Regions from separate parts of the Homo sapiens genome. Here region 2 is linked to region 1. A link is an interaction called in ENCODE POLR2A ChIA-PET data of the cell type or tissue named here. Cell type or tissue: CD4-positive, alpha-beta T cell. All regions are shown on one strand. Each heading gives the region's core, and the rest is flanking DNA. Links, peaks and the distances in the headings are about the cores only.

Region 1 (16,386 bases), core at 2,706-10,705:
TTTTGTCTATGTATGCCTTCTTTTCCCAGCTACAGCATTCACTGTTTGAAGGGAGAGATTCAACCATCTCCTTCTCTGGACCCCACACCCAACTTATCCTGTTATAGGCTCATGGTCAACAGATGACTGCACTGTGTTACTAAATGCCAGGGAATACACAGAAGTTGTGACTGCTTACATATTCATGGAAGAAAACCCCAACTCCTATCATCCAAGTTTGAAACTAGGTCTTCTTTCCTATTGGGGGAAATTTCTGCAGGTGTGAGTAATTAGAAAATTAAACATTAATTAACAATTCAAGTGACTGATTGTGTTAGCAAGTTGCTTGCTAACCATACAGGTAAATATTGTGCCCCCATATGATGTTTAAAAATAAGGTCCCTTGAGCATATTAAGTAGTAGAGATGGTTGACTCAAGATTCAAGAGTTTCCTGACCCCTTTAATATGTCACATTTTAAGTCTGTATATAACAAAACTATTGGGAAAGGGGATTGCCTTACTCACTCACCTTGCCTTATCATCTTACAAAATATCTTATATTAAAAGAGAGAAAAGGATGACAGCTCTGTATCTATCACCTATTACTCATTATCCTGGGACAACAAACAGCCCCAGAATCTTTCTTTAATGAATATAGGCTCTCATAGTACATGCTTATGTTCGTCTCACGTTTGCTCTCTCTCATTTCAAAACCCTATTTCTCTTCTGCCCTTTATGTCTTCAAAAGAGACGCTGATATTAATTACCTTGCTTCTCTAACCCCTCATCGTTTTCAGCCCCAAACAATCAGCTTCCTGCTTTTAATCTTCTACCAAATCTATTTTCTCATGATCTACCGAAGTCACCCTACTAAGTAAGTGTTTCTGGAAAGGTATTTTCAGTGCCCATTTCCCTTGACCAACCTGTGGCCCTTGACTCACTGGAAAAAATCACTCCACTCCTGCCCTTTGTAATATTATTCTCAGCTGGAATTCTAGCCTCTGTCCTGCAACCTCCAGCTTGATTTTACAATATAAACACTGCTACTTCCTAACAAGTTCACCAGATATACGAAATAACCCTGTATTTCCCACTGAAGTAAATTAGATTGTTGTTCAGTAAATATTCACTCTCTCTTTACTTCTTATTCCTGAGAGGAGTATACTGTCACATTCCTTTGATATCAGACTTGATTTGGCTTAAGACATGTGAATGGAGCAGGGGCTTAAAATGTCATGTGCATTCCTGTCTTTCACTATGAGAAGCAGATGTCTTAGTTTTTTGCTGGGTCTTGGAGGGTGACAGACACATGGACTTAACTCACACCCTATAGTCAAAACAAGCCAAGCTGGCCCACAGACACAAGAATCAGAGTAAATGACTCTTATTTCAATCCACCAAGTACTGGGGACAGTTTGGTACACATGAGTTTTATGAAACAGTTAACTGATGCACCCATACAAATGTTAAACCTTTGTTCACTGGAACAAAGGTTGGAAGTTTTCTCCAACCTTTGTTGGATGGAAATTTTCTCTTGTTCCTCTACTTCTATGGTATTACCTCTCCCATGCCACTTCTCTAACTTCATGTCCTGTATTCTCTCCCTTATTATGTTTTAAACTCCTTTGAAGAGCAAAGCATCAAAAGTTCTTATCCCTAGACAGACACAAATTAAAATTTGCTTATTCATTCATTCATTCATTCATTCAGCAAATGTGTGGATTTTAGAAATGAGTTTCTGTCTCAAAGGTATTTAATACAACACCTGGCTCAGCTTCATGGACTAGAGACACATTATCACTGAGGTCACGTTGTTACTGTTTTTGCTACTCCTGCTAACTGTTCCAAAGGGGAAAAAAAAACAACATGCACTTTAAAAGCATGATGTTCTTGTTGGCAGAAATTACAATAGTTTCTTCTCTTGGTGTTTACTCCCCCAACACTTTCCTCAGCTCTTTATTTCTGATATTCAATTACCCTTTTTCTGCCTGGCTTTTCTCACTTTCCCAGAAGACTTACCCTGGGAAACTTTACTGTTTTCACTGGTGTACATTTGCACTAGTTGGTTTAATTACCAAGTGAATCTACAGCCTCTCAGAACATTTGACACGTCTCCCTTTCACTGGATCCAAGACATGAAGCAATGAAAACGAATGGGTGAATGTTACAGCAAACTCAACCAAAATTTATTTTGCCTGGATTCAAGGATTAGGCTAACATGCTAGCCAGTTTCTGCCCCCCTAAAATGTCACCCTCTGGAATGACAAAAACCTTAATAAGATTTGGAACCAAAGTTCCTATGACCAGAAACTGCTCAACATATATGCGTCACACACAGGAAATAAAGGCACATTTTAAACTAGAGCTGCTGGGTCATCTTTAAAATAGCAGACTGCCTGTCAGGAGAACCAATGGAATAATCAATCACTCAATTTAAAGTGGGGAGCTCCTTTAAAATGCTAGGGTGATGGGGTATGGGCACAAAGTGAATAGCTGTGACAGTACAGTTCCTCAGCCAAGATCCACGAATGTAAGCACCAGTGGGAAGAGCACTAGACCAAGAGGCTCAAAAATATACTGTGACCTTCAACTAGTCACTTAACAAGTGCTCATTGTATCATTTAAAAAATAATACAATAGAACTCCATGAATCCAATTAAATTTAATTCCATATTATTCGAGTGTTTGTTTAAAATGATATTTCTCAAAGCAATGGTCAAATGAGTTTGGAAATCAGTAGATTAAAGAAGGTTAAGCAGGTTTCTGTTCCATGCAACTTCTCAGTAACTTTAATAGTCTACTGTGCACCGTGAAGCTCTCAGACCTGGTGGATGTGGTATGGAACATTCCCCAGACTAATAGGAATCAAAGATCCTGTTTGTTTACCATGGACAGCCTTGTAGAACTCCTATTCTCTATAATACATGGCCATCAATTATAGAAGACACAGAGATACTAAAGAGAATAGTTTTCTTGGGTCCTGGTCCTGAGGCCTGGCATTCTCATGAAGCTGAGTTTATGCCCTCCCCTGTGATTTATGCCATACCTCTGAATCCTTATAATGATGTCCCTTTTTGATCTTAAGATGGCTTTAACTGGTAACTATCATTTGTAAGCAAAAGTACCTTATTAAACAAGAAAAACAGCTACGTGTGAGTTCTGAGTAAATATTGCTAATTTATGTCTATCTGCAATTGTTACTTGGGCTGAAACAAAAGTTCCAGGTAAGTATGATAGTCATTTTGCCAGAGGAGCCTCAATAATCCCTGAGCTGAAATACTTTCATACATCAAGACGTAATCATCTAATATTAGGAAAGCCATTAAGAAATACAATTACTACTGGAAATGAAGACCTTTTACAGGAGAACAGACATGATGGTTTTCCTTAAAAGCTCTTCCCTTTTCCACATCCACTTTCTTCTACTTTAAAATGAAAGTGACTTCATTTTCAAGTGACCTTTTATAAAGTCCAAACATCAAGTGTCGTAAATATTCTAAGTATTCAGAATGAGGTCCAGTACTGTAATATTAAGTTGGATATGCCAGAAACTCAGAAAAGCCTATTTCTCTTTAAATAGCCAACTTATAAAATTATTCATATTGTCTTCCTGGATTCCCATTATGTTCCTCGTGCAAGAAAGTGAAAGTGTTTTATACAAGCCACACTGTGGGGTAATATGGCCAAACTAAGAGCTTTCAGAAGGATTCTTCTCTTATTCTCTACTTCTGCTTCTGCTGCTGCTGCTTTTTTTAAACAAATGAGATCAGAGGCATACTGTGATTAGCAATGCATGTTTATGTAGTGAGACACCAGATTAGAAATGATTATTATCATGTCACCTAACAGAGTGATAATAATGGTACTCTGAGATGGTACAGCTCAGCTGTTGAGGATTCCTACTACAATAATTATTTTAAAATTAATTTTGAAGAGAAAAAGGAAAGAAAGAAAGATGATTGAAACCATTAAAGCAATCCTGATAAATAAGAAAAAAAAACCCAAACACTATGTTTTATTCCTAAGGCAAGCACAAAAAATAAAATAATCACCAAAGTGAGACACGACTGACTGAAAGGTAAAAGGAACATTCATTTTCCCCATCCAAGGAAAACAATAACTGAAAACAATTTAAGGCAAAAAGTTAAGCTTCTATTCTGAGCAAAGGAGAGTTGGACTGTATTTATGTGCTAATAATCTATTTATAAGAAATAACTGATTAAATAAGATAGATAAAACTTAGTAGACAGAAATATATTTTTTTCATAGCAAACAAAGCAATCAAAAGAGAAGTGTTGCTGAAAATATTGACAATTAAAAATCATTCAAGGACTCTGAAGTATATTTCAGGCAGAAAGAGAGCAGCCTAAGGAGGACTTATTACAGGATTGAAAGCATCACCGTGAATTCATAATTTTTAATATATAAACTGAGAGATATGGAAATATATATATAGTATGTGTATAAGTACACATGCATATAAATACACACGCATGTATTGCCTACCTCTACTCACAGAGAGGCTGAAGCAATGATACCCCACTATAAATTAGCATACCTGATGTCCAGATCTTGGTTTCTAAATACCATTCTCCAAAAAATAAAAATAAAAAAGGAACCAGACCTCCTTGGAGAAGTGGTTGGCTCCATTAATGGGACAGGACAGGAACAAGATGAGATTAGAATATCCTGTGGTGCCACAAAGTTACAAATGGCTAAAAAAAAACAAAGAAAAACCAAAATTGTGGGGACAGGTCAAAAGAACACATGAACCAGAATGAAGGGATTCCCCTGGCTAAATAGGGACATAAAATAAAATAAAAACTGATAATATCCCAGAGACTACAGAATTAAAAAAAATCTACGATTTTACTTCACACACACACACACACACACACACACACACACACACACACACATATATAGAGGGGGGGGGGAGGATACAAAGTAACATGTAGGATGAACAAGTCTAGAGATCTAATATACAATATGATGACTACAGTCAATAAAATTGAATTAGAGTTTTTTGTTAAATAAGTAGATTTTAGCTGCTCTCTTCACAAAAAAAGTAACTCTGAGATAACAGACGTTGATTTGCTTTATGTAGTAACCATCTTATTGTATATATGTATCCCATATCATACTTTAAACCTCAAATACACAAAATAAAATTTATTTTTAAAAAAATGGGAGGTGGGGGAGAAAAGCCCTTCCTTACAGAATTTCAAGTCATAAATAAGGAGTAATTAAATTAGAAAGTTACCATTTAACAATCATCACAAAAGTAACTGTTTCAGGTAAGAATCAGTAGTAGTGAATGCAAAAAAAGAATGGGTAAAAGTATAAGAAAAAACATACTACATTTTCTACAAGTATATTCCTATAAGATACTTATTGATTACAAAAGGAAAAATAGCAATTTTCCAATGGAGAAACCTGGTAGACACCACACCAACCAAGTGATCAAAGTTAATACCAAGAATGGGAGAAAGGAGCATCAGTGTCTCCTGATATAATGCACTAAGAAGGATATAATACTACCTCTGTAGGATTCTGGCCAATATGCAAAATCTGATTCTAACCATGAAGAAATGCCACATCAGACAAACTCAAATTAAGAAACATTCTGAAAAGCAATAGGCTGTGCTTTTCAAAAATGTCAAGGTCATGAAAGACAAAGTCTGGGGAATTGTTTGAGATTAAAGAACACTAAAAGACAGGACAACTAAACACAATGTGTGATCCTGGAATGGATCCTGGACCCAAATAAAAGACAATGGCAGCATTTCCATAAGGTCTGCAGACCAGAAATAGCTTTATATCAAGGTTAATTTCCTGGTTCAGTAATTACACTATGTTTTTCTAAGAAAATGTCTTGTTTAAATACACTAAAGGAGCAAAGAGGCATCATGTAACTTGCTTTCAAATATTTCACTAAAAATTATATATACATTTATACACATATAACATATATGGTACACACACTCATATATAGGTGAGAGAGAGAAAATATAATGGAAGTAAGTAAAGTATTAATATCTGGGGATCTGAGGGAGGAGGGTAGAGGGATTCTTTACATTATGCTTGCAACTTTTTTTTTTTGCAACTCTAAAATTATTTCAGAATTAAAAGTTAAAAAAGAAAAGAGAGGGAGCTTGACTTAATATTGCAGCTGTACCATAAAGTGTTCTTGAACAAGTGACTTGTCTTCATTGAGGCTCGGCTCCCCCTTTGCAAAATAGAGACAACATGACTTCACAGGGTGATCGGGGTGGACAAACAAGATGGTGCTGCAAAGCTCCAACCCAAGAGCTGGCCCCTGAAGCACACAGTAAGTATAGCTTGTTTTTGGTAAATCCAAAATACAACAACCCATTAGAGGGCGTTACTGTCTGAAAGCAGTTTGGGGGCACCCGAGGTGATGTGCAGGCCGCAGAGACAATGCTGTTCTAGGTCAGGAGCAGAAACACAGGCTCCTCACACATGCTTTTAAATGGGGCTTTTTACTTTCTAAAATGTGTTTCTACACAATTGAAAACAACATTACTTTTTCCAGAGTGGGAGGATGAAAGCAATCGTGGGTGGGGGCTTCTTGAGAAGAGGGGTTATTTTTTTTACTTTTAAAAAGGTCTCAGAACAGTTAAAAATAGTTTTTCCTTAAGCAGCCTCCCTCTGCTCCCTGCTCCCACCAGCTGCTCCTTCTCTCAGCCTGCCCTTCTCTTTGTCCCTTCACCATTTTCCCCTCTCTCCTTTTTGCTTCCAGTCACTCATATGCCACCCACTCCTGAGAACCCTACCTTCTCTTATTTTTTTGTTTGGCTTTGTTTTGAAAAAAATATTAATCCCAAATGAACAAAGAAGATACGTGGGAAGGAAATAAATGGTGAGCTCTTCCTTACTTCACCACCTGTCAAGTTTTAAGTTTTTCCTCCAACTCACACTAACCTCCTGCGCAACCATAAACTTCAGTGCTTGCCAAAGCCCAGAAAATTCTAAGTAAAAAGCAGAAAATGAATGCAGGGAAGGGGGTGCATTCTTATTGTTCATCAGATCTGAAAAAAATAATGCCCAGAATGTCAAATGATATTACACTATTAAAAAGGTACAGTAAAGATGTGCTAATGATAGATTTTTTTTCTACTCCAATATGTTGTAAATATTATAAACTATCATTTACTGTCATTACTTTAATGATGTAGAATGTTGAAAACTCAATCTGGGTTAATTTACAAATAAGTAATTTTGAAAGGAGAAAAAAATATCTTTTCTATTTCCGTGTAATGTCCCATTACTTGACAGTCAAAATGTGGATACAGCCAAAAGAAAAATAATGAAGGTCAAGGAGGATCAAAATTTACCTGATAGAGTACCTATCTGTTAGAAATCACTTTCCTGAAATACCTTCTCTGATTTTAGAAAACTGAAAAAACAGAAAATACACTACCTTTGACAATGCTTGCGATTCAGGGTTGTGCTTGTGTATGGGGGTGGGAGAACCTCTGCTAGGATAGGAGAAAGCTGCCAGACACAAGTTCAGATTTAATAGAAATAGCTTTCAAATCAGGAGTCTAGCCATCAACCAGTTTTAGATGGACAGTCCCAGTTTCAAGTAAATAAAATATTTGCATATTAGAGCCTCGTAGCCCTACTTAGCTGCAAGTAAATTTTCTGAGATTTACTCTGCCTTGCTTCATTTCATCCAGGCACTGATTATTTTTTCATTCTTTATTCACCAAACATTTACTAAGCACTTCTTTATACAATAAATTCTGAGCAAGGTACTAAGACATGAAGAATAAAACAGGTCTGGCTGGAGACTGCACGAAATTGCCAGTCTGTCTGAGCCTGTTTGAATTCATAAAGTCCCCGAGAAAGAAGAAATAGGTGAGGATTAGCAACCCTGTAAGAGCATTTACAAAGAAGGGAGTGCAAAAGAAGAAAATAGCACCACAGCTCAGGAGGGCAATGGTATTACTTACCAAGGGTGCAGTTTGTTTGATGACAAATCTCAAAACTGAATGCAGTGATTGTGTTAGATGCAAACACTTGGATGAAATAGATGACTGTTCTTGTGACCTTGCCAGGAAAGAGGAGGAGTGAAAGAGAGGGCTAGAGTTCTAGTCTCCTTTCTGAGTTTTGCATTCATTGGCAACCATGTACCTCTAGACATGGGAGTGCAGGCATCTATCTCTATCAAGGTACATGACATGTAATGAAAGGAAGGGATAGAGACCAGGCAAGAGAAAGCAAAGAGAGAGAAATAGACAGGGAGATGGAATGAGGTAGACAAATCTTAGAGGAATGCAGTGCTTCTCCAAGTTTGGTGCAGGAATGTTCCCATTAGAATCACCTGAGGGGGTTATTTAAAATGCAGATTCCTGGGCTCTGACCCAGGTCTGGTGAGCCTGAATGTCTGTGGCTGGGACTCTAAGATTTGCATTTTATATACGTTTTGGGGGGTGGTTCTGCATATTAAAATTTAAGATCAGACCACTCCCTAAATCCAAGGGTGCTATTTTACTGTTTACTTGACCAACAGTATAAATGGGTGTCTTCAAAGCCTTGTCACCACAACCCCATGCAGCCTGATCCACTTACTTCTCTGTATCACACTCCCTCCTCTCCCACCAAGGAAAACAGAGTGATCCTGAAGTTCCTTAAAACTCAACTCAATCTACTGCTCCTCATTAGTAATAAGGTTCTGTTCAAGGAACTATTGGCTAATCATTCATATCCTGATTGAGATACCAGCATATCCTACCCAATTATTAACTATGGATGGACTCCAACCAGGAAATCCAAAACTATATGCTGCTTACTGAATGACAATAATAAATGTAGGCTCTTATTTAATTATGCTGCGGTTTATTAACTATCCGATAATAAGGAAAACCCCTAGTTTATTATAGATCTGTGGGGTGTGTGAATATGTGTGTGTGTTTTGAGAGATATATACAGGACCCTAATCAGAGAGAGTGCCAGGAATAACAGCCATGCATGCCAGGCATCTTTTCCTGTTTCTTTTTCAGTTACTTGAATCCACCTGTGATAAACTTGCCAAAAGAAAGAGGAAGTACAATAACCACAAACGTTAAGTGATTTTTTTTTTTGTTCTACAAACTCGATGAGTTCACTGCATTGTCTACTTATCTGTTTTTGTAATTTCAACTTTTATTTTTGATTTCGGGGTGCACATGTGGGTTTGTTCCATAGGTATATTGCATGATGCTCATGTTTGGGGTATGATTAATACCATCACCCAGGTAGTGAGCATAGTACCCAATAGCTCTTTTTCAATCCTTGACCCCCTCCTTCCCTCCCACTAGTCCCCAGTGTTTATGGCTGCCATTTTCATGTCCATGTGTACCATGTTTGTCTGTTTAACTCTCACTTATAAGAGAGAACATGTAGTATTTGGTTTTCTGTTCCTGTGTTAATTTGCTTAGGATAATGACCTGCAGCTGCATTCATGGTGCTGCAACAGACATGATTTCATTCTTTTTTTATGGCCATGTAGTATTCCACTGTGTATGTGTACCGTATTTCCTTTATCTAATCCACCATTGATGGGCACCTAAGTTGATTTCATGTCTTTGCTATTGTAAATAGTGCTACAATAAACATACAGGTAGATGTATCAGTTTGGTGGAACAGTTTCTTTTCTTTTGAATATATATCCAGTAATGGAATTACTGGGTTGAACAGTAGCTCTGTTTTAAGTTCACTGAAAAACCTCCCAACTGCTTTCCACAGAGGCTAAACTAATTTACATTCCCACCAACAGTGTATAAGCATCCCCCTTTCTCCACGGTTTCACCAGCATCTGTGTCTTTTTGGCTTTTTATTAATAACTATTCTGAATGGTGTGAAATGGTCTCTCACCGTGGTTTGGATTTGTATTTCTCTGATGATTAGTGAGGTTGAGCATTTTTTCATGTTTGTTTGCTGCTTGTATGTGTTGTTTTGAGAAGTGTCTGTTCATGTATTTTGTCCACTTTGTAATAGGGCTGTTTTTTGCTTGTTGAATTGTTGAAGTTCCATATAGATTCTGGGTATTAGACCTTTGTCAGATGCATAGTTTGCAAATATTTTCTCCCATCCTGTAGGTTGTCTGTTTCTCTGTTGGTAGTTTCTTTTGCTGTGCTCAAGCTCTTCGATTAGGCCCTACTTGTTAAATTGTGTTTATGTTACATTGCTTTTGAAGACTTTGTCATAAATTATTTCCCAAGGCTGATGTCCAGAAAGACATTTCCTAACTTTTCTTCTAGGATTTTTATAGTTTAAGGTCTTACATTTAAATATTTAGTCAATTTTGAGGTAATTTTTGTATATGGTGAAAGGTAGGGGTCCAGTTTCTTTCTTGTGCATATAGTTAGCCAGCTATCCCAGCAATAACAATAGGGTGTCCTTTTTCCATTGCTTAATTTGTTGACTTTGTCAAGATCAGGCAGTTGGAGGTGTGAGGTTTTATTTCTGGGTTTTTTATTCTGTTCCATTGGTCTTTGTCTGTTTTCACGCCAGTACCATGCTGTTTTGGTTAATGTAGCCTTATAGTACAGTTTGAAGTCAGATAACATGATACCTCTGGCTGTCTTCTTTTTGCTTAGGATTGCTTTGGCTACTCGGGCTCCTTTTTGGTTCCATGTGAATAGTCTTTTCTAATTCCGTGAAAAATGACATTGGTAGTTTGATAGGAATACCACTGAAAACCTGTATATTGCTTTGGGCAACATTGCCATATTAATGATACTGATTCTTCCAATCCATGAGCATACTGTGCGGTCTTTGATATTGGGTCCTGACTAGGCCAAGAAGACAGAGATAGACTGGTCCCTCAAACCTTTTCTCTAATGTCTGGAGAGTACATATTTTATGCTTTTCAGTATGTATGGCCTCTATTGCAACAACTCAACTCTGCCATTACAGCATTAAAGCAGTCATATATAATATATAAACAAATGGGTGTGGCTGTGTTCCAGTGAAACTTTATTTACAAAAACAAATAGTGGGCCAAATTTAGCCTGCAGGCTCTTGTTTGCCAACCCCAGCTCAAATCATCCTCAGACAAAATTTAGGGAGCTGCTAATAATAACAAGGCCATGCTCTGCTATAGTGCTATTAAGCTATTGCCTCAGCATCAAATTCACCCTTTGGTATTCTCTTCTGTGATAACTGGCACGTTTATGTATTGACAAGAAAGATGACCACCACATATTAAGTGGGGAAAAAATCACACTTTTTATAGCAATATCACTTTTTTTAACAAAATATGATCCTCTATACGTACATACATAATGTTGTATAAGGATTCATAAGTCTCAGAAAGGATAATACTGAAAGGTTCAGAGGGGTAACCTCTGGAAAATGGAATCAGGAGTAGGAAGAAAAGATTACTCTGATTTTTTGCTTTACATTCTTTTGTAGTCTTTGAATTTATTTAGAGTAAGCAAATATTACCATTGTAAGTTACAACAATAAAAAGGAATAAATCAAGGTGGAGTCTTAACAGTGCTGAAACACTTTTGTTAATCCATTTCCCCAGTTCCAACCTAAGCTTTACAGAGGTGCTATTGTCAAGCAATCACTCATTCGTTCACTCTACACATATAATAGGCATCCACTTTGGGCCAGACCCTACGCTATGTGTGAGGAATTCATGAAGTTTAGGATCTAGGTGGAAAAACATAATTATATAAGCTAAAATTGTAATTAAAACAAATAATGTACATGAAGGAGAGATGGCATCACATTTCTTTATTAATATATTTATTGGGTATTATATCCCATTATTGCTGGAGGATAAAATCTATGCCAGGGAATATAAAAAGATGAGACAGAGAAAATGATACGAGTAAACACGCTGAGGACTTTAGACTCAGCATATAGGTGTTTGGTTCCTACCATATCATCTACATAATTTCCTTAAAACTGCTGTGAATATAAAATCACAACAGCTGTTTTAAAGAGACTGAAATTGAAATTCAATGAAACAAGGCATTTGTAAGTCTTCCTTGGCTTTCTACATTGATAGTGACTTTTTTTTTTCTTTTTCACACTCTTAGAATCAGGGATGGGTTAGATGTTATGATCTTGCTGTTACTTCAGGCATCTTCTGTTATCATTCTCCCTAGAGGCCAAAGGCAGAGACCATGTCTTCTTTTCTATATGTTGGAGGCACTGTCTTTTGAGTTATATGCCAAACACCTTCTCTGGAATTGGTTTGCCACTTCTAGGGACTGGCTCCCTGTCGCCATGTTTGTGTAATATGACAACAGACTTAGGCAAGTGATCCTAGCTGGGCCAGAATTCCTTCCTCACACACTCAAAACAGGAACAAAAGAGAGTGGTCTAGATTTTACAATGTATTAACTCAAGGGATGAAGAATTCCTTATAAACTAGACAGAGACAAAGATCTTCAGAGATAAAAGACGGGTACAGACAAGCAGAGAGAAGATTACCAAGAGCAGATCATTCTGTCCAGGTGCCTCTGATTTTTTGAGGTCTAGGTTCTTCCAAAGGCCCTACTACATCCTTTGCTTGGGTTTTTTTCCATATGACATCATTCTACACTTACATTATATCTTCCCTTTTCACTGAAGCATCTATATATAAATTAAAGCATCACTAACTGATGCATGTGTATATATTCCAAGATGTTTAATATTGCTTTCCTGACAGTAGGGATTTTTATCTGCAGTGCTTCAGAGCCAAAGCAAATTCTAATGTTATTTTTTTCCTCCGGAATGTTCTCCCAGAAAGTTTCTACCAGTTTGCTACAAGTTGAATGCCACTTGTTGTCATTTCAGAACCTCATATACAGTATTCTTTAATAGCCAGAAACACAATTATAGGGGAGGTCAGAAGATACATCTCCAAAGTCTTCTAAGTGTTCTCTCCTGTGCCCTACAGGCCAAAATGGTTTATATATCAAATGACCTTGGACAAGTTGTTTATCTTTTGAGTTTCAGTTGTCTCATTTGTATACAGGCAATTCTGTTGGCTCTACAGTGCTGCTGGCAGGATAAGTGACAAACTCTTTGGAAAGTCCCTCACACACAGTCAGTGTCATTTAAGGTGGCTCCTCCTGTGAGATTTTGCAATTAGGGATATGATCAGTCTTAGTCCATTTTTTGTTTTTGTGAAGAAATACCTGAGGTGGTATAATTTATAAAGAAAAGAGGTTTATTTGGCTCATGATTCTGATGGCTGGAAAGTTCAAGATTGGGTATCTGCATCTGGTGAGGGCCTCAGGCTTCTTCATCATCTCATGGCAGAAGGCAAATGGAAGCCATTGTATGCACAAATCACATGGTGAGAGAGGAAGCAAGAGAGAGAGTAAAAGGGTGGGGGGATGCCAGGCTCTTTTTAACAACCATCTCTTCTGGAAACTAATAGAGTGAGAACTTGCTTAACCCAAAGGACAGGCATCGATCTATTCATGAAGGATCTGCCCTCCTGACCCAAACACCTCCCCCAGGCCCCACCTCCCATCATTGGGGATCAAGTTTCAACATGTGGTTTTGAGAAGACAAACATCCAAACCATAGCATTCCACTCCTGGATTCCCAAAACCCATGTACTTCTCACATGTGAAATACAATTGTTTCATCTCAATAGTCCCAAAAGTCTTAACTCATTTCAAAATCAACTCAAAAGTTTAAAGTCCGAAGTCTCATCTGTGACCCAAGGTAATTTCTTTCCAGCTATGAGCCTATAGGATCAAAAATAAGATGTTTGTTTTCAACATACAATGGTTTCATGGGCACTGGGTAAACAGTCCCATTCCAAAAGGGAGAAATTGGCCAAAAGAAAGAGAAAACAGGCCCTGTGCAAGTCTGAAACTTAGCCGGGCAGACATGATATCTTAAAGCTACAAAATAATCTTCTTTGCCTCCATGCCCTACATCCTAGGTACTGCAAGGGGTGGGCTCCTAATGCCTCAGGCAGCTCTGCCCCTATAACTTCAGTGGGTGCAGCTCAAGTAGCTGCTTTCCTTGGTTGGAGTTGAATGCCTGTGGCTTTTCCAGGTTGAGGTTACACACTGCTGCTGCTGCTGGTGGCTGTATAATTTGGGAGTCCCTTTGGTAGCTCCACTTCCATAGCTCCACTAGGAACCCTGATAGAGATTCTGTGGTGGCTGCACCTCTGTGGAAGGTCTCTGTCTATGCTTTCAGAGATCTATGAGTCATCTCTAAAATCCTCTGAAATCTATGAGTCATCAAGCCTCCACCACCCTTGCATTCTGGGTGCCTGCAGACGTAACGTCATGCAAAAACTGACAAGGCTCATGGCTTGCACCCTCCAGAGAAGGAGCCTGAGCTATATCTGGGGCCATTTGAGCCATGGCTGGAGCCAGAGCAGCTGGGATGCAGGGAGCAACATCCAGAGGCAGCCCAGGGCAGCAATACTTTAGGCCTGTCACCTGAACCATTCTGTCCATCTACACCTCTGGGCCTATGATAGGAGGGGTGGTTGTGAAGATCTTTGAAATGCCTTAAGGGCCTTTTTCCCATTGGCTTGACTACTAGCACCTGGCTCCATTTTAATCATGCTAATCTCTTTAGCAATTTCACTGGACTGGGCAATAGCATTGGATTCCTCTTCTGAAAATGTTTCCTTTCCCACCAAATGGCCAGGCTGCAAATTTTCCAAACTTTTACACTCTGCTTCGCTTTTAATTATAAATTACACCTTTAGATCTTTCCTTTGCTGCTTTAATTCAGCATAACCTGTTAAAAGTAGCCATGCCACTAACTGAGGTCTTTGCAGCCTAGCATTTTCATCCACCAGATACCCCACCCTCATCACTTTTAAGTTCGACCTTCCACAAAGCCCTAGGACATGGACACGATGCAGCCAAGTTATTTGCTACTATGTAACAAGGGTGACAGTTCCCAGTAAGTTTTTCATTTTCATCTGAGACCTTGTCAGCATGGATTTTACAGTCTATATTTCTATCAGCATTTTGGTCACAACCACTTAGCCATTCTCTAAGAAGTTCAACACTTTCCCTTGTCTTTTTTTCTTCTTCTGAGACCTCCAAACTCTTCCGACTGCTGCCCATTACCCCCAACCACTGGGTACTAATTTTCTGTCTTAGTTCATTTTGTATCGCTACAAAGGTGTCACTGAGGCTGTGTAATTTATAAATAAAAGGATTTATGTGGATCACAATTCTAATGGCTAAAAAATTCAAGATTGAATATCTGCATCTGCTGAGGGCCCCTGGCTGCTTACACTCATGGTGGAAGATGAAAGGGAGCTTATGAGCTTATGTATGGAGAGATCACATGACAGAGAGGAAGCAAGATGTCAACAAGGTGCTAGTCTCTTTTCAACAATTAGTTCCCTTGGGAATTAACAGATGGAGAACTCATCCCCCAAAGGCAGGCATTAATCTATTCATGACGGATCTGCCTTCATGATCCGAACACCTCCCACCAGGCCCCACCTCCAATACTGGGGATCAAATTTCAACATGTGCCTTGACAGGGACAAACAAATCAAGCATGATCCTTAGAAACACCACATGGTAGAGTGGAAAGAGTATTTAAATGTTAGTCAGGAGACCTCTATTCTAGTTCCCTGTTCTCACTAACTAGTTGCACGGCCATGCTGCTTACTTCTTTCCAAGAAACCTGTACCTTCATGCATAAAGTGCTATTCCCTATGCCCGAGTATCATCCTACATCATCATGTCATGGAAACCCCAACTCTAATTCATGATTCATCTTGAGTCCTGACTTCTTCAGCAAGGTCTCCTCAGTTTCCACAATCAGAGGAGAACATTCCTTTTTTTGCATAAATAAACACTGTACTTGGATCTCTCTTATGGGAGTTATTAGGCTCAACCCTACTTTATAGATCTAGCACTACTCAATTCCTTCTTATTTACTTTCTAAAGACAATTCATCTTCCAAAGTTATAGAAAAACAAAGTTTAGCATTTGCTGCATATGTCCAACAAACATAATTAATTGGATAAGAAACTTGGCAGGTAATTAGTACTAGGCATACCATTTGCTTTTTTATGCCCAGAACCTAGAAAAGTGCCTGACACATGGTAGGTACTCAATAAATATTTATTAAATGAAAAAATACCCAGACTTGGTTAGGAAAGACTATGTAAGGCAACAATTTCAAGGGTATATGCTTTTAGGCCAATTCAGTTTGCCAAAATCTAGCCCTTGATGTTAAAAGGAAGCTGGGGCTTACAGAAATGGAGGACCCCAACGCTAATGGCAAGGGCAGAAATCATCATTTATGAGACATAGTCTCTTGTTTGGTGGGGAATGTTTGACAGCTAGCTGCATAATTCCACACGGTTCCACAGGAGATGATTTTGGATGTGGAGGGAACACTCCAAGCACACTTCTTATGAAGACCTATAATCAGAGGTCTTAACA
Region 2 (16,386 bases), core at 4,274-12,273, 84 kb before region 1:
TACGTATATATGTGTATATATGTATAGGATTTACTATAGAAAAATATTTCATATTTTTATATATTCATATATTTTATATTATATATTAAAAATATATGTACGTATGTATAGGATTTATATACATATATGTATATATGTATAGGATTTACTATAGAAAAATATTTTATATTTTATATATATTAAAAAATAAAAAAATAAAAATATAAAATATATAAAATATATAAAAATATAAAATATATCTATATATATCTATATTATATATAGATATGAAGATATAAAAAATCTATATATTTTATATAGATATAAAATATATAATTATATAAATAATATAGACATAAAAATATATATTTATATATTTTTTCTATAGGAAATCCTATATATATTTATTTATTTATTTAGGACTGCTTTTCCTGAAACTCTGTAAAAGTTTTCATCATACTAGCTATTTCTTGTGATGAGCCAGATCATCATTCACCTGGTATAAATGAGCTTGGCTGTGAACACGGTTAGAAATTAGAGCCAAGGATGATCTATTAGTTCATCGTGTGTGTCTCATGGGACAAAAGCAAATGTGTTTCTCTAAAGAGTTTTCTTGAATGGTTTCCCAAGTCCAACTTGAAATCACATTCACAATCTTGTCATTTTCCTCTTTCTTGCAGCACACCAGTAATTAGATGTTTTAACACGTCATGGCAATGATATCTAACATGAAGGCAAACTGTATTAAGACACAGCATCACCCAGTTTTATACTGTAAGCTCATTTCCAAACATTATTTGTTTTTATAAATTTGAGCGAGGCTGACTCTTTCCTCTCTGCCTTTAATTAATAAGGAAAGCTTAATATGCACTTTTTTTTCATCAATCTGGCACTAAAAATCCTGAATTCCTTTTGTAGTAATTTGAAAGAAGAGTTTGGGGCTATTAGGAGAAATTCACATTAGGCATTTCCCTACATGGCCTACTTATGTTTTTCAAAGTGAAGGGATATTTCAAGGAAAGAAAGACTTGGGGTACTAGAGATGTCTGCCCCATCTAAAGTCTTATTTTTCTATTTCCTATATCAAGAAGCCTTAGGTACATTTTAGTAACATAGCTTGAAATATATTTTGAAAAGGGGAACAAGACGTAACCTGACCCACTACAGAAAAATGCCTCATGTAGATCCTTGAATGAATTTATGACTGTAAAAGTCCCTCTCTTTTGTTTCCTGGGTAATTATTTCACACATTTGGGAGGTTTATAGGGAATGCGTATCAGCTTTTCAAGTAAAAAGTGTGAGTCTCTGACTCTTCCTGGAAATCTGGAAGCAACAGAGAATGAGAAATTCTCAGGCAGCCTCCAAAATTGAGCAAGAGATACTGCAGGTCACCTTCAGTGCTGAATATTCCAAAGTTAACTTCGTTAAAAATGCACAAACAACCTGATAAAATATCTGATTTTACCTTTTAAAAGTAGGATTAAAAATTTAGGAAGCTTCGTGACTTACTCTCGCATCTCTCTTTGATATTTCTTTGTTTGGTATTTCTCTCACCTCTTATGCCCTGGTGGAGTCTATTGTTGGTTTATGTGTAACATGATCGAATAAAGCAAAATTGTAAACATTTTCTTTTTAAATAAATAGACTTTTACCTGAACATTATAATCACAGTATCTCATTCATCCATTCACTCATTCATTCATCCATCTATTCATTCATTCACCCATTCATTTATTCACTCAGGTATTTTCTGAGTTCTTTCTGTGTATCTGGCGCTCCTCTAAGCAGTGGGGATACACATGTCCCCTGTTCTCATGAGCTTACAGTCTCCTGGTGAAGGATTTTAATCAAATCATCACACTTGTGCCTAAGGGTTTCAAACTGAGATAAGGATCTCAAAATAAAGGAGCAAACACCCGAAGGATCAAGGACGACTTCCCTGTGGGGGTGGTCCCTGAGCCAAGGGCTTCAGCAGAAGCAGAGGTTAAGTAAGTAGGAAGTAGGACAAGCCCTCCAAGATAGGGGAATGCAGTTAGGGCCTCGAGCAGGAGGAAACAGGGGCAAAGCTCTGAAAGTAAAGGACAGGTAGTATTTGCTGAGCTACTCTAAGACAGATTCTCCCACCTATGCTGACAGCATGCACAATTTCAGCTCAATGAATACAAATGAATGCTCTAAGTATTTTTTAGATTCTCTAGATTATGCACATTGAGGAGCAGTTTGGGGTAGGGATGATGGAGGTCTGGCCATTAGACTCAGGCTTTAAAGAGGTTCTGGGAAGGGGAGCCAATCTGAAGTACCTGGAAATTGGAAAAAATAGATGAACAGTGATTTTATCTGGCTTCCAATGGCAGATAAATTTCCTTTCGGGAAAGGCAGATATTCTCATTTCAAGCCAGGCTCCTCTGCCCTCACTTTAGCATATGAGGAAACTGAGCTCTTGAGTTCCTGGAAACCTTTGAGAATATGGAGACAGCCTTTTCACTAGGTCAGTTTAGCTTCAGAGGGAATGAGATGGCTGACTTCCCCCACACATTAGGACTTTCATTCCAACCCTCGGCCAGCACCTAGGGAACAAAGCAAGGCCCCAGCTTTAGTTCTACTTAAAGTGAGACACTGCTTGCTCTTTCACACTCAGGTTAACATTCACTCCAACAATGAGTTCAGAAGTGACCATGGGAAGACAAGAGGCTTTCCAAATAACTACCTCACCATGGCACAGGGTCTCTGAGGGCTGGGCATGTTAGAGTCTGAGATATAAAACACAGTATAAAGAACGTTCTATTTTGCAAAACAATCACATTCTACAATCTATACCTAAGTAACAGGAAGAGAGCAGATCTCATTATGTCCCTTCTACAAGAAGAACATCTGCATTGAGTTGGGTGTCTTCATAGGGAGTCATTCTCAGGGAACGTGAAGCTTCCTCCCCATCACCCTGACCTCCCTTCCCCTGTAAATTTCCACATTGATTGATTGTAAACAAATTGTGTTCATCTGCCCAGATTCCATTATATCAAAAAGACATACTCCTCTCCACAAATATCGGAGATAGACAGACAGATAAAGAGGATTACTTTCCAGTAGCAGGGGTTCCTCCCCACTCTTCCTCCACAGAGAACTTTATTTCTAGTACATAGTAGAAGAAAGAGTCAAGAGACGGATGAGAAGACAAACTCAGCAAAGCCTTATTTTTATGCTGCTGTTGTTTTTAACCTTTAGTGGGAAGTAATAGGAGACCTCATACTTTATGAAGCCTTTTTGTATCTGGTGGTAGTTTTTAAAAAGACCATCAGCTAAAATATAAATATAAATTTAACCATGGATGATTGTAATTTCCTGCATTATATTTTTATGTATTTTCGAAAAGTATCTGTAATGAGCGAGTATCATCTCTGTAATCAGAAAAGAAACTATGAAAATATCCCCAGTGAGATCTGTGTTTGCTCACAGGGCACTATTTGGCATGATGAGAGTGAGGGGAATGATCTGAATGTTTTCAGTGCCAAGCACCATGTTGGCCTCAATCGGTAGCAATTCTAATTCTTTTTCCTGTGGATTTGTATCAGTTGCTGGTTCATTTAAATCAGCTATTAAAGGAATAAACATGAATCTTAAAAATACATTTAGAGAAAGTATATTGTTCTAAATTAAGCAAGCAGTTGGCATTTCAAATCATATGGAAGCAGATGAGGGGAACCCGCTCTCACCAGATCTCAATCCACTTTGCAAACTGCTTACTCCTTAACTTGGCTCCCTAATTAGGGCATTTTATCTTTGTGAGCATTTACCATTACTGCATCATGATAACTCTTGGCTAGTATTCTGTGAAGAAATAATTAATAATAATCCACACCAGCCAAAAGTAGATAGAGCAACATGAGCAAAGAACTAGGTTGGTGTGATGTGGCTCAATAACCACTTGGGGAAAAACAATGAGAGGGTTTTTATTGACCAAAGTGGTTTAACAAATGACACTTAAGTGATCTACTGGCATTTTAGAACAGAGGCAAGACTGCTCACTCATTAAGTCATTTTAAAAATAGTCATTATAGAGCTTTTGCCATAAATCAAGAACAAAAGATTCCAGGAAATAATTTTTTATAATTCATAAACACATAGTAATGTGGAAAGAAGGACTCTATAGAGTTGAACAGGGTTATCAATTACATTTTCCAGTTGTCTATCCTAGAGACAACATTCCTTCCGTGAGTTCAAACCTTAAACATCCAGATGAGGTATTGTGGGTAAACTTGAGGATTGACACACTTCAGCAGACTACCAGCTCCATGAGATCAAGGGCCACATCTGTTTTATTTAGCGAGAAGCAGAATTAGGCCATGTGTGACAGTGGGTGTTACTCAGCAGGTGCTCAGTGAATAATGAATGGATTAATGACATTGTATAGTAGTGTCTGACTTTGCAAACAGAAAATCACAGCCTTTGTGAATGTAAATTTACACAGTAAACCCAATACCATATAGACTTTTAGTGATATTTTGGTATTTAGAAAAAAGACTAAGATCTTCTCCAGGTAGAAAGGTATTTTGTCAAGTATTTGCTGTGTGTGTTTGACTTGTTTTGGCCTGCAATGTAAATGATCCTGATAGACATCTAGTTCTACTGGGTTCCACAGCACTTCTTTAGCCAGTGGGGTCTTGTATTCAACTTGTATTTATCACGTCCTTCTAATTTCACTTGTCTCACCCTGGCTGTTATTATAATCCCAAACAGACAGATACATTAGTACCCCAGGCTTAAGTCTCATCCTATTCATTGCTATCGGGTTATTCTCTAGGAAGCATCTTTCTTTTCATCTTAGTCCCTTCTTCCTTCCTTCCATCAGTCCTGAATGCTTTCTGAGTCAAATTCCGAGAGCAGACCCTGGCTCCTGAATCTTTTTATGCTCAGACCCTGCAACTGCTCAACAGTCGTTGTCTCCCTGATCCTCTTCACACAGCCATATGTCGGCCAAGATGCTCAACTCACTACTGCCACCTTTATACCTAGGCTCATGCCAGTCCCTTTGCAGAGAAAGAGAAACACAGAGGGAGAGAGAAACACAGAGTCTTGAGTCCCTGGATCAAGCCATACCTGAAGTCAGAAACTTCCCTTGAACTCTTTAATTATGTGACCCAATAAATCATCCATTTACTGTAGCCAGTTTGGGTTTTCTGACACTTGCAACTGAAAGAGTCTTTAACGTATGCAGGGAAGAGGAGATGAGGAAGAGAGGAACATAAAAATGAAGTAAAACGAAACAGAGGAAGAAAACAATGAAAGATTTGTCCAAGGCTGTAGAACTAAACAGTATTGGATAAGAATATAGAACATGAAGCCCAGAGCCCAAGACTCTTTCCCCTACTACTTCCCTTCAGAAATTAGTACTATTACTCATTGCCACACATTGTTACTTTAAACCTAACCAAATGAGAAGTGACCTGCCATCAAGCTCCCGCAGGTTTAAGACATATATTTGTCCTGAGTAACTTATATTGTTTTCCTGGCGTAGTACATTTAAGAATTACTTTTACAATTAAGCTGCCCAAGGGGTCTATAGATGCCCGTTTTAATTTAAATAAATACTAATGCTAAAATCAATTTGTAGGATATTTCAATTGGACCGATAAGTACAGTCTTCACTAAATCCAAAGTATTTCCCTATTAGCGCATCTTTAGAAGCGTATACCAACAACACATCAGGATTTTCAGAAACCTGCTACAAATACATTACTCCCAGAGACTGGATCAAACAGCTGATGATCAAAACATAAGGCAAAAACTAGTATTTCATCTTTGAATTCGGAGTACCTGATTTCTACTAAATATTGATTAGAGTTTTTCCCATAAGAGATCCTGCTTTGTGCCTCCTTAATTTTCTTGGTTTCAATAGTGCTTTGTGCAGAGAACAGCAGAAGTAAGGCAGAGGATACAGCTGTCATCTGTGCCACAGACATTGACATGCAGCTTAGTCACAGAACAGAGAGAACACGTGAAAGTCACCATCACACCCTCGCAACAGTGTCAGTGTAAAGACTCAGGTTCCAGATATGAAGACAGGACTGAAAATGCTTCTGGCTACAATGAAATGAATCTACCACACACTTGCCAACTTTATTCAAACTGATGATATTTTTCTTTAAACAATGGATTTAGTTATTCTACCCGTAAGAAGTCCAGGTCGTTAATGAAATGATAATTTTCTACAAACTAAAAACAAACATATCTCATCCTACTAATGGTTCCTGCCTCTCCAATATTTCACTTAGGCCATCTCCCTTTTCTCTTCTGGTAGAACAACTTCAATAGGTAAGAAAGTTTTCTTACATCCGGGAAATTTCTTTAACCACCAAAATCCATGGTGTTTGCTTTTCATCTTCAACTCACTCCTTGGTCGTTACGACATGTTGCCTCCTATTTCTGGTTATCTATGTTAGTTTCCTGCTCTTCCTACAGAATTGCAACCCCGGAAAGAGAGGTACTGAGTCTCACACACCTTCTTCACCTGGAGCTTGTAACAACATCCTACAAAGCAAGTAATCAACATGTGTTTTACAGAGAAAACTGGTTATCCCTGGACTGTATTAAAACAGTGGTATGGGTACTCTAAAATAACACCAATGTGAGTGTAGAATGCATTTCTCATTTAAGAGAGGTGTTCATTCAGCCTGAGGATGGGAGAATTTACGAAACCTCAAACCCCAATTGGCAAACAGCCTCTCTACCTTCCCAGTTTACAAAACCCTACCTGAGAGAAGGTGTCTTCTCTCAAATGAAGACTTCCAGATCCTGTTCTCCACAGACAATTAAATGTGGTTTAAAAGTTGCTGCTGGGAGCTGAGGTTATTACCCACTTTCTGATGAGGCCGGCGCCACCAAAACCAGCCTGTGGGAGCTGATTTCACTAGGACTCCCCCAACATTTTCTTGATGTTGGAGGTGTAACGGGGTCTCAGTTCCTGTTCAACTCTGCCTCTGACTGGATTCTAGGTCTTGAGCAAGTCACTGCTTCCCTCTGAACCTCAGTTAACCTCATCTTTAACATGGGGATAAAATTCCTGGCACCATAGCTACCTCACTCAATGCTGGGGAAAATTAATAATATTGATAGTGTTAATAATTAAATAATAGCTAACATGCACTGAGTTATACCATATTCTAGGCACTGTGATAAGTCCCATACCTCCCTTAACTCTTACTATTCTCATAACTACTCTATGACACCAAGCACCATCATTATGTCTCTTTTACAGATGAGGAAAGTGAAGCTCAGAGATGTTAAATAACTTGTCCAGGATCACAGAGCTAGGAAGAAGCAGAGCAATATTTGAACACTGGCATTGTGGGTTACAAAGCATTACTCCCAGAATACTGCCTTACAAAAATAAGATAAGCCATGTGACACAAAAATCTTCACAAACTGCAAAATATTAAGCCACTGTAAAGTACTGTTACCATCAATGCAAATAGATGCTCATTACATTTATTGTAAAAAGCAGGTAACCACCAACCCGTTTAGGGAAGGTGCATAAACCTCTGTCAGCAATACTCAATCCATCTGCAGAGAAACAATTAGAACTGCATTAGCACATAATCACAGAAGAAGTTCTCTTGACACCATTTCTGCCAAAGAACTCATTCTTCCCTGGAATTTGAAAAGGCAAAAAGAAAAAAATCCCATGCCGCATCTGACAATAGGAACAAACTCTTCTTGCAGCTCTGGTAATGCAACACTTCTGAAAGAACAAGTTAAGGAACGTACTTCCACTGCCCTCATTAGCTGACAACCTCTGTGGGGACTGCAAACCAGCCACACATTCAAAACAAATCCCAGGGAAGAAATCACACCACAAAGCCTGTTTCTATTTGCAAGTAAAATGACGGCCCCAAGTGTCTTTCCATAAAGCTGTGTGGTACCAAATCCAAAGCCCAAACTGGTTACAAAGGGTCGCCATTGATAAGACATGGCATTTCAGGTCCACCCACCATGGGCCAAGGAGGTATAAAGCTCAGAACGTGACATGCAATTTTTAAGCCCTCCTTTCACCTTGTCTATGCACTAAGTTACTTTGACGCCACACCTGTTTCTATTCTGCCTGGAAGCCCTGTCTGCACAACAGATGGCAGAGTGTTTGCCTAACAAATGTTCTTGTGGGTCAGTATAAGAAGGTGGTGGTGGGGATTGTTGTGGGTACGAAAGGAGAGAGGCTCTGCTAGAGCAGCAAAGAACCATCGATCTCCAACTTAGCTAGGGAAACTTCCCACCCAATGAGGGTCTGGGTATGTCTGAGCTCTGAATGTTCTCACCTCTGTTCATCCCTTCTGACAATCTTGTCCAGGATAGTACAAATCTGCTGCTGCAACCGGAAATTACAAAGAAAATCTGATGTAGGCATTTAGAAAAAAAAAACAACAGAACAAAACCTTATCAAATTTAAAAGTTAACTTCAAATTCAATTCTAACTCTATCTCCAACTTAGCTCTCTTGAATCTAACTGAAGATTCAACTTTCTTAACTCTAAACTTAACCCTTGAATCCCAACTCCTAGCTTTCACCTCTCAAGTGTCTTAACTCTAACTTAAAGTCAAACTTAGTCTCTTGAGGAGGTAATTAAACTTCAACAACTAATTGGAATGAGTTCTTGTGAACTGAGAGCTTGGCTTATCAACACATCTGGTCTTCAGAGGTTAAGAAAAAACTCACTTTCTGTTATTGTAAACTTAACACCAGAGTAATGTTTTATTTCAGCTATGATGGTAATATTTTTTAAATTATGCTATTATCCACTTAAAAAATCCATGATGTAAGGTATAAAGTAACATAATGCTCCTTGATGGTGAAAGCACATCTTAGGCACCATGCTTTGGAGAAAAACTGTGGATCTGGAGGGAATCTCCTCCTCCCACCCTAAACCACACATACCTAAACCACACACAGCACCGGGTATACCTCAGTCTTCAACATAAAGAACCAACTCGGCACGTTCCATTTCATTTGACTCACTTGCTTAGATAGCTTAGGAAACCAATCTGCTCAACATTAGTAAGTCTGGGCCCATTAAAAGGGGACTGACACTAAACTGAAATCCATTTCATCTCTTCTCCAGGGTTTTCCTCGGACTCTCTGATCAGCCTTTCCTTCACACAGGGGTGAGGCCAAAACTACTATAGATGAAGAAGAAGAGAGTGAGATGATGTTCTTTTTGAGGGCCAGGATGACACTGGCTTTGTCCAGTGTTTTCATCACAGAAATTGAAGTGGGCATGTAGTAGGTTCTCAAAAAAACAAAACAAAACTGGTGAATAAAGACGATGTGTGCTAAGCACTAAGCAGAGACCTCCCCATTCGTGCTCTTATTTAATACTCACAAAATCCTAACAGCAGGGGGTATTATTATTCCAATTTTGCAACCAAGGAAACACATGCAAATAGCTAACAGTGGACAGCATCAGATTTAAATACTTAAAGCATGCATTTCCCATGAGTGAGAGAGACATTTTGCAAACATGGGTAGAATGTGGCTTTGTGACTTGCCTCAAGATTCACCCCATCAATTTAGGCAAAAAATACAATCTTCCCTGACTATTTAGTTGGAAGATAACAAGTCAGGGAAATTCAGTCTAGCAGTCCATGGGTAAGCCTCAGGGGAATAGGAGGCCCCTGAAATTAAATGCGACATTTTGTGTGTATGTGAATTTTTCCATGGAAAAAGTCTGCAGCTTTCGAATACTTGAAAGATTCTATGGTCCTCCCAGCCCACAAAATTTAATGACTTAGCTGCTTTTAATTAAAGTTATGCTTCTAATTCTCATCCCCAAAGAGTCCAAAGGGCTCCAGACACCCTTTGTATGCCTACTGAAAGAAAAATGATTAGCATGAAAGCCTGGTGGGTATTAGACATGAGAATAGTCAAACACCTTAGGTATGGAAAGCACCCACATAGATCATTACTTAACGAAGAAAAGTAATTGAGAATGTATTCCATTGCTAGCATTTGTCCACAATGAGATTGAGAAGCCATTCTATTGCTGACCAGATGGTCCTGAGGATAGTGAAATGACAGAACCCCTGTATCACTCATCAGATTCACTGCTCTTCAAAATATGAAAAAGAACCAACAAAATCCTCATTATGACAGTGCCTACAAACAAGATCCTTCTGACCATTTCACATTCTGCAAACTTCATCTGCAATAAGAATGTCCAGACCTGAGGCTCTATACTTGGTGAAACCATGCTCATGTTCAAAAAGCATTTATTGAGAGCCTACTATATTCTAAGTACCGCAATAAATACTTGTTCCTATACCATCTGGATGCCCTCATGTGATTCTAGGCAACACGTTTAAAAGAGAACAGTCACCAAATAGAGAACCCTGAGATGGGAGGAACCAGTTTGGGAAAGGGATAAAAATCATGCCATGTACACAGCCAAAGGCATTGATGATTCTTTAAAGGGAAAGTAATACATTTTCTTTCAACTTCTACAAAGTTTCTAGGTAGAAGAAGAAATAGAGAATCAATCCAAATTGCCAGAGAAGTCTGAAAGAGGACCACAAGGTAAATATTTCAGAGAAGCAAAGTGTTGGTTCACAATAATAAAAAGAAAGAAAGGAAATGAAAAAGCAAACTATTATAGCTGGGGTTATTCAACAATGGAATAAGACAGCTGGTAAAATGTTAGTCGTTGCTGGAGGAATTTGAAATGCATTTATATGTTAAAAGCACTAAAGCTAAAACTATAAAACCAAAAGATGGGTTAGTACAAGATGATTGTCCTAAAATACAAAGAAACACACATTGTCAGTATGTGAACCTTAAAAACTAATGTTGGTTATTCTGTTTAAAGAGAAGAATGTGATGTTCACAAATCAACTTATCACAAATTACATGCTTACTCTAGTAATGTAATGACCTTGGGAGCTGACTCATAGTCTTCCTTGACCTAATGAGCATGCTGAGTATAATCAATTAGGTTTGCAATTAAAATTGCAATTTATCTAACACCCCCCTCTACCCCCACCTTTTTATAAGGCTCAGGAGACAGTGGGGTGATAAATATAAGCCCTTCTGCTGTGGCTATCTTTTATTTTTTAAGCATTTCTATTACGTATAATTTATTAAACCTTAAATTTCTTCCCTATTTGTAAGTTTCAGCAAAATTTAGTCAGGTTTCAACACAGGGTATCAAGGGATAATTAGGACAGTTAGCAGTAATTTATCATTTCTCAGCTGGGTTTTCATGCTTTCGCTGACTGCCCGTAGAAATCTGTTAGCCACTTCTACACAGATCACTATGAAATCTGCTTTATCTTTGTGCAAATTGCTTTTCTATTTTCCTAAAGTGAGCTGAAAGATGAGCCAATCGACTCCTGAAAATCTAGCCACCGGTGTGCTTGTCATCAGAGTGCAGCTGAGGCCAGGGCCGCAGATGAAGGGCTACAGTGGCTAATGGATGATGCAATGCCATGAGAGGCTTTTTTCCAGCCTGCTGCGGGTTAGAAATTTAAACCAGGCAGCCCGACTTCAGGTTAGATCTTCACAAAATATGCCCAGGAATCTATGAACATGCCAATACACATTTTATGGAGCAAATATTGCCTAGTAAGCCACCAGAGAGGAAAAGCCTAGAAAAGGCAGAGACACTAGTACTATACCACTTCCACTGAAAAGAGGGATTTTATGAAGCCTGAACCAAAAAGGGAGGACCTCGTGTTCTTTAGAGAGATTCATTTACTAGATGGTGAAAAATGAATGCTTCGGGTAATTTCATTTTGAATTGATTTATTTCTAAATGGGGGGAAACTGACACTTGGTGAAGAAAGTAACAAGTGGTTCTCTGGAAAGAGCCAGCCAGTCTCAGGTATAATCCAATTATTCCAACACAGGAAATAAGGACACAGAGGGAAGGGTGGAAGGTCACCTGAGAAAGTCATTCCTTGCAATGAATACCTTCCTGTCCCCTTCCCTACAGACTCTCAGAGAAGTATAAACTGACCCATATTTCCAGTTTATTTCTGACACCTAAACCTAATCAAAGTCCACTATTTAGAAATCCAATAGTTATTCGCAATTAGACTGCACGGCAAATTAAATCATAAATTTCTCTATCTCAGCCCTGGTTGTCACATTCCTAAAACACAACTTGCCTCCCTCCGGCACTTTATTTAAATCTCTGAGGCCGGGCTCCAAAGCAAGTTATGGATTTGATAATTTGCTAATGTGGCCACAGTAATTGTTTTGAGCCATATTTATGATTTTATTGGATCTTACAACAATCAATAATAATCCATTGATGTCCCTGACTCGGGTTTTCTCGCAGTCGACAAATGGGGCAGCAGATTCATTTTTAATGTACTCACTTAGCACTCCCTCCCTGGGAGAGAGAGCCCTGCATATTTTAAAAAAGGGCAAGAAATGAATGGCACTGGTACACATACTTTACTGTGAAAAACTAGCTGCAGGATAAGATTTAATGCTAAAAAGAAAGGAGAGAATAGACTAACAGGGCCCATTTTGTGCAGCACCACCATCGTTAAAGTTAATGGAATTACCGTGTGGTCACGCACTAGAGGGAACCTATTGGAAGTTAAGCTCTTCTAGGGCCATTGATTCACAGACTTTCATTCAAAGATTCCCACTAGCATGTGATGAGTATTGCAGATATGCAGAGGCACTTTAGAAACTGTTTACTCAAACTGCCAGTTAAGCATATTAAGAAACAACAATAACTGAATATTTTAGAGTGGATGATCTAGTGGAACGTGTCTTCTGTTAGACATAGTAAAAACTTCAACTCCGACTGGCTTAAACAATAGAGGACTTTATTGGTCACCTAATTTTTTTCAGGCTGGAGTGCAGTGGTGCAATTTCAGCTCGCTGCACCCTCTGCCGCCTCCCAGGTTCAAGTGATTCTTGTGCCTCAGCCTCCCAAGTAGCTGGGATTACAGGGGTGTGCCACCACACCTGGCTAATTTTTGTAGTTTTAGTAGAGACAGGGTTTCACCATGTTGGACAGGCTGGTCTTCAACTCCTGACCTCAGGTAATCCGCCCACCTCAGCTTCCCAAAGTGCTGGGATTACAGGTGTGAGCCACTGTTCCTGGCCAGATCACCTAATTTAAATGTCTGGAAGTAATGCAGGCTTCAAGTCTGGTTAATTCAACAATCCAATAATGTCACCTAGTGTCCAGCTTCTTTCTGTCTCTGCCATGTCAGCCTCAGCATCTGTTTTGCTCTGAGGCATGTTGCCCTAGAAAATATAAGATGGCTGCTAGAAGCTGTCAGTTACCTGCTTTCTTGTTCATAAGCAGTAGTGGAGAAAACAGCCCATCCACAACTAATGCATCTAAGTCCTCCATGATGATGGGACTCCGATCCTTTAGAGTGTAGGATTCCTAAAGTCAAGGGAATCCTACACTCTAAATAGCTTAGGAAAGGATTAATGAAAGTCATTACTGTGGCAGAGACAACTGACTTAGACTGGGATGGGCAAATTATGGCCCTCAGGCCAAATTTGGCCCACCATCTGCTTTTACAAATAAAGTTTTATTGGAATACGGCCATGCTTATTTGTGACAATTCATTTTCATATATTCTATGGCTTCTTTTGTGCTGTAAAGTCAGATACATAATTATGACAAAGACCATCTGGCCCTCACAGCCTAAAATGTTTACTATCTGGCCTTTTACAAAAGAAGTCTGCCAACCCCTGGTGTGTACCAAACAAGGTCTGCACCTGGAGCTAAAGATGAGTTCAAACCCATCCTAATTTTGTGGCTACTAAATCAAGAGGGAGGGTAGGAAGAATGCTAGAGGGACAACCACAGTGCCTAAGATAGACATGAGAGAAAATCCTTCAAGTCTAGAAAAATGGGCTTAGAAACTAAAAAAAAAAACAATTTAGGAAACCTATCATAAGCACATGTGAAATACCCTCTGCCCTGAAATACACTCTGAGTATCATCAAAACATCAAATATATTTAAAATTGAATTACAATTCCTTACCACAGCATAAGTCCCAGTGTAACGGCTCCCCGCCCACTCTTCCCACTTCTCTCCTGCTGCCACTCTCCCTACACTAAATTTCTGCCACCTGGTCTTCAATTATTTCCTAGAATGTGCCAAGCTCATTCCCACTGCCATTTCCTCTTCCCAGAATGGTCTTTCTTCTCCAGCTCTTCGCTGGCTAGGCGCCTGTCGTTCCCTGTTCTGGGTTTATGGGTTATCTCTTCAGTGACCACCCCATCTAAAGTAGCCATACCACCCCATTCCCCTTCCACCATGTCATTCCATTTCATAACACCTTGTTTTAGTCTTTCTAGTATTAACCCAAATCTGCAATATTTTATTTGTTCCCTTTCACATAAGGGGAAGAAGACAATACACTGAGAGTTTTTCCTAGGCTGTCTTGCCTTCCACTTTAACCCAGTGCCTGGGAGCACATGGCACATAGTAGGCACTCAATAAACACTTATTGGAGTAATATGTTAATATTAACTATAGAATTTCTACAACTTTTTCAGCCTTCCTGCATTATGGTGTTCATTTCAAAGTCTGTACTTGAAAACAAGGACTACGTCTCATTCTTCTTAGGTTCTCAGAGCCTGTGACGATATCTGGCACATAGTAGGTGATAGAAGAATAAATTAATGAATGAATGCCAGATAGAAAAACATGAGTAGGCAGGATACTCATTTCCTGGAAGGGAGGAACAGACTACTTTGGTAGTGAGGAAATCGAGATCAGAGCGATTCAGAACTGGAAGCAGCTACCTCACAGTGCTTTGAGTTTCCAGGTATAGAGGAAGATGAAAGACAGACTTAAATGCTACAGGGGTGATTAACTGTCAAGTAGTGGATGATGCTAATGACTTTTAAGGTCACTTGCTCCTCTGGGATTTTCTTGAATTATCCCGTGCTCTGAGTTTCTTCCTTAAAGAGTGAGATTCATCGATGGTCATCTGATAGTGGAGCAGAGCTTGGAGTCACATTTATTCCTTCCTTGGCCAAACAGTTTCATCAAAATTATACTGCTAGAACCTGATTACGTCTGGGAATTTATACCATTTACAACCAACAGACGAATTTAAACGCAAATAAAAGCCCCTGGTGAGCTGTTTGTCAGGGCACCAGGATGGAAAGCATGATAAGAAAATATTTTGTGGGGGAACACGAACTGATATATGGACCCCAGAGTGGGAGACTTGAATGTGAACGTTAGGATAAATGAATTCCACCACAAAGTAAAAGAATATTTGGTGTGTTCACTTTGTTAACTCAATGTTGTTTATTCTTCTCAACCACCCTAGGCAGGGTCAACATCTTAAAGAATTCCATCTTCATTTTTCATGTAACGTCAGGAACCAGGAAGACTTGTTTAAAAGAATAAACTACCAGGGAAAGAAATGGAAGTTTTCATTACTGGAATCCAATAATATTATCTTTATGTTGAATAAGCCTAGAATTTCAAACCACTGTTTGTGTGTGTTTTTTTGTTTGTTGTTGTTTGTTTGTTTGTTTGTTGCCCTTCCCTCCTGAGGTTTTGGATTAATCTGATGGAGAAGGCTTCCGAAGATATATGTCTCAACTTCCCTGATTTTGGTGAACAAGAGGCTTCTTTGGAGAACGGATCTATTAGACAATAAGGTAGGATGGATGCCTCATGACATGGGAAGTTAAAATTTCAAAATGACCCTTTCCCAGCACTAACATAATTGACTTAGAAGGAGGGAAAGGATTCCTCACCATGTTTGGCCTGAGGGCCATTATAGAGTCTCACCATCCCAACATTTTTCACTCAAATGTCCTCAGGAAGGTCATTATTCTAATTCTTCCACATCTGTGGCTCTGCAGGTTGCCTTGTCTATTATTCATTAAGCTGGTTTCCATCTGACCCTGGCTCAGCCATGAAATCTTTACCTTTTCCAGCTGCTTTTTGTGTCTTGAGACTTACTTTATTAATGACTTTGGCATAAAGGGTAAAGAGAAGCGCCTGAGGGGACTGAATAATTTGAGATGAGTATCAAGAAAGAATCAAGTCCAGGTCATCTAGACCAAGAATCAAAATATATTTATAAAAATAAACAAATGAAATTGCAGTTGATATTCTGGGTAACCATCAGAATCAACTGTGGACCTTTCAAGAAGCTACTTCATGGGCCCCACCCTCAGAGATTGGAAAATAGGAGGCATGAGAACTAGCTATATGCTAAAGATAATAAAGCAAAGAGAATGAATTATAATAGTCATTTCTTAATGGAAAGTGCTTCAAATGGGGCCCTTGGTTTTTCTTTTAAAATGCACTTTAAATAATAGAATCAACAACCATGTACACATTACCCAATTTAAAAATAAAACACTGTAAAGCCGAAACCCTCAGGTACAATTCACATCCCACATTGCACTGCTT

Evidence for each region. Peaks named below come from ENCODE experiments on the same cell type or tissue, not always from the same donor. Only the 100,000 strongest peaks of a DNase experiment are listed, where the experiment ranks them.
Region 2: POLR2A ChIA-PET joins it to region 1 with 16 read pairs; 3 of 35 experiments call an interaction of 5 or more read pairs at or near these places.

Annotation. Positions count from the first base shown.
Region 1 is chr3:60,072,832-60,089,217 of GRCh38, forward strand. All of the region lies in intron 5 of FHIT (fragile histidine triad diadenosine triphosphatase), which reads right to left. Among named protein-coding and RNA genes, the nearest start is that of MIR548BB, 540 kb to the right of the region's middle. RefSeq lists enhancers at 9,128-9,177, 13,887-14,016, 14,027-14,126. In CD4-positive, alpha-beta T cell, for the core only: no CTCF peak of the experiment used is centred there; DNase peaks (open chromatin) are centred at 6,370, 7,960 and 9,050; H3K4me3 peaks cover 6,439 bases; H3K27ac peaks cover 2,010 bases.
Region 2 is chr3:59,986,825-60,003,210 of GRCh38, forward strand. The region is part of intron 7 of FHIT (fragile histidine triad diadenosine triphosphatase); the gene reads right to left. LOC105377112 (a long non-coding RNA gene) reads left to right here. Exons shown (of 3, transcript XR_940885.3): 3 at 660-707. Among named protein-coding and RNA genes, the nearest start is that of MIR548BB, 620 kb to the right of the region's middle. In CD4-positive, alpha-beta T cell, for the core only: no CTCF peak of the experiment used is centred there; no DNase peak of the experiment used is centred there.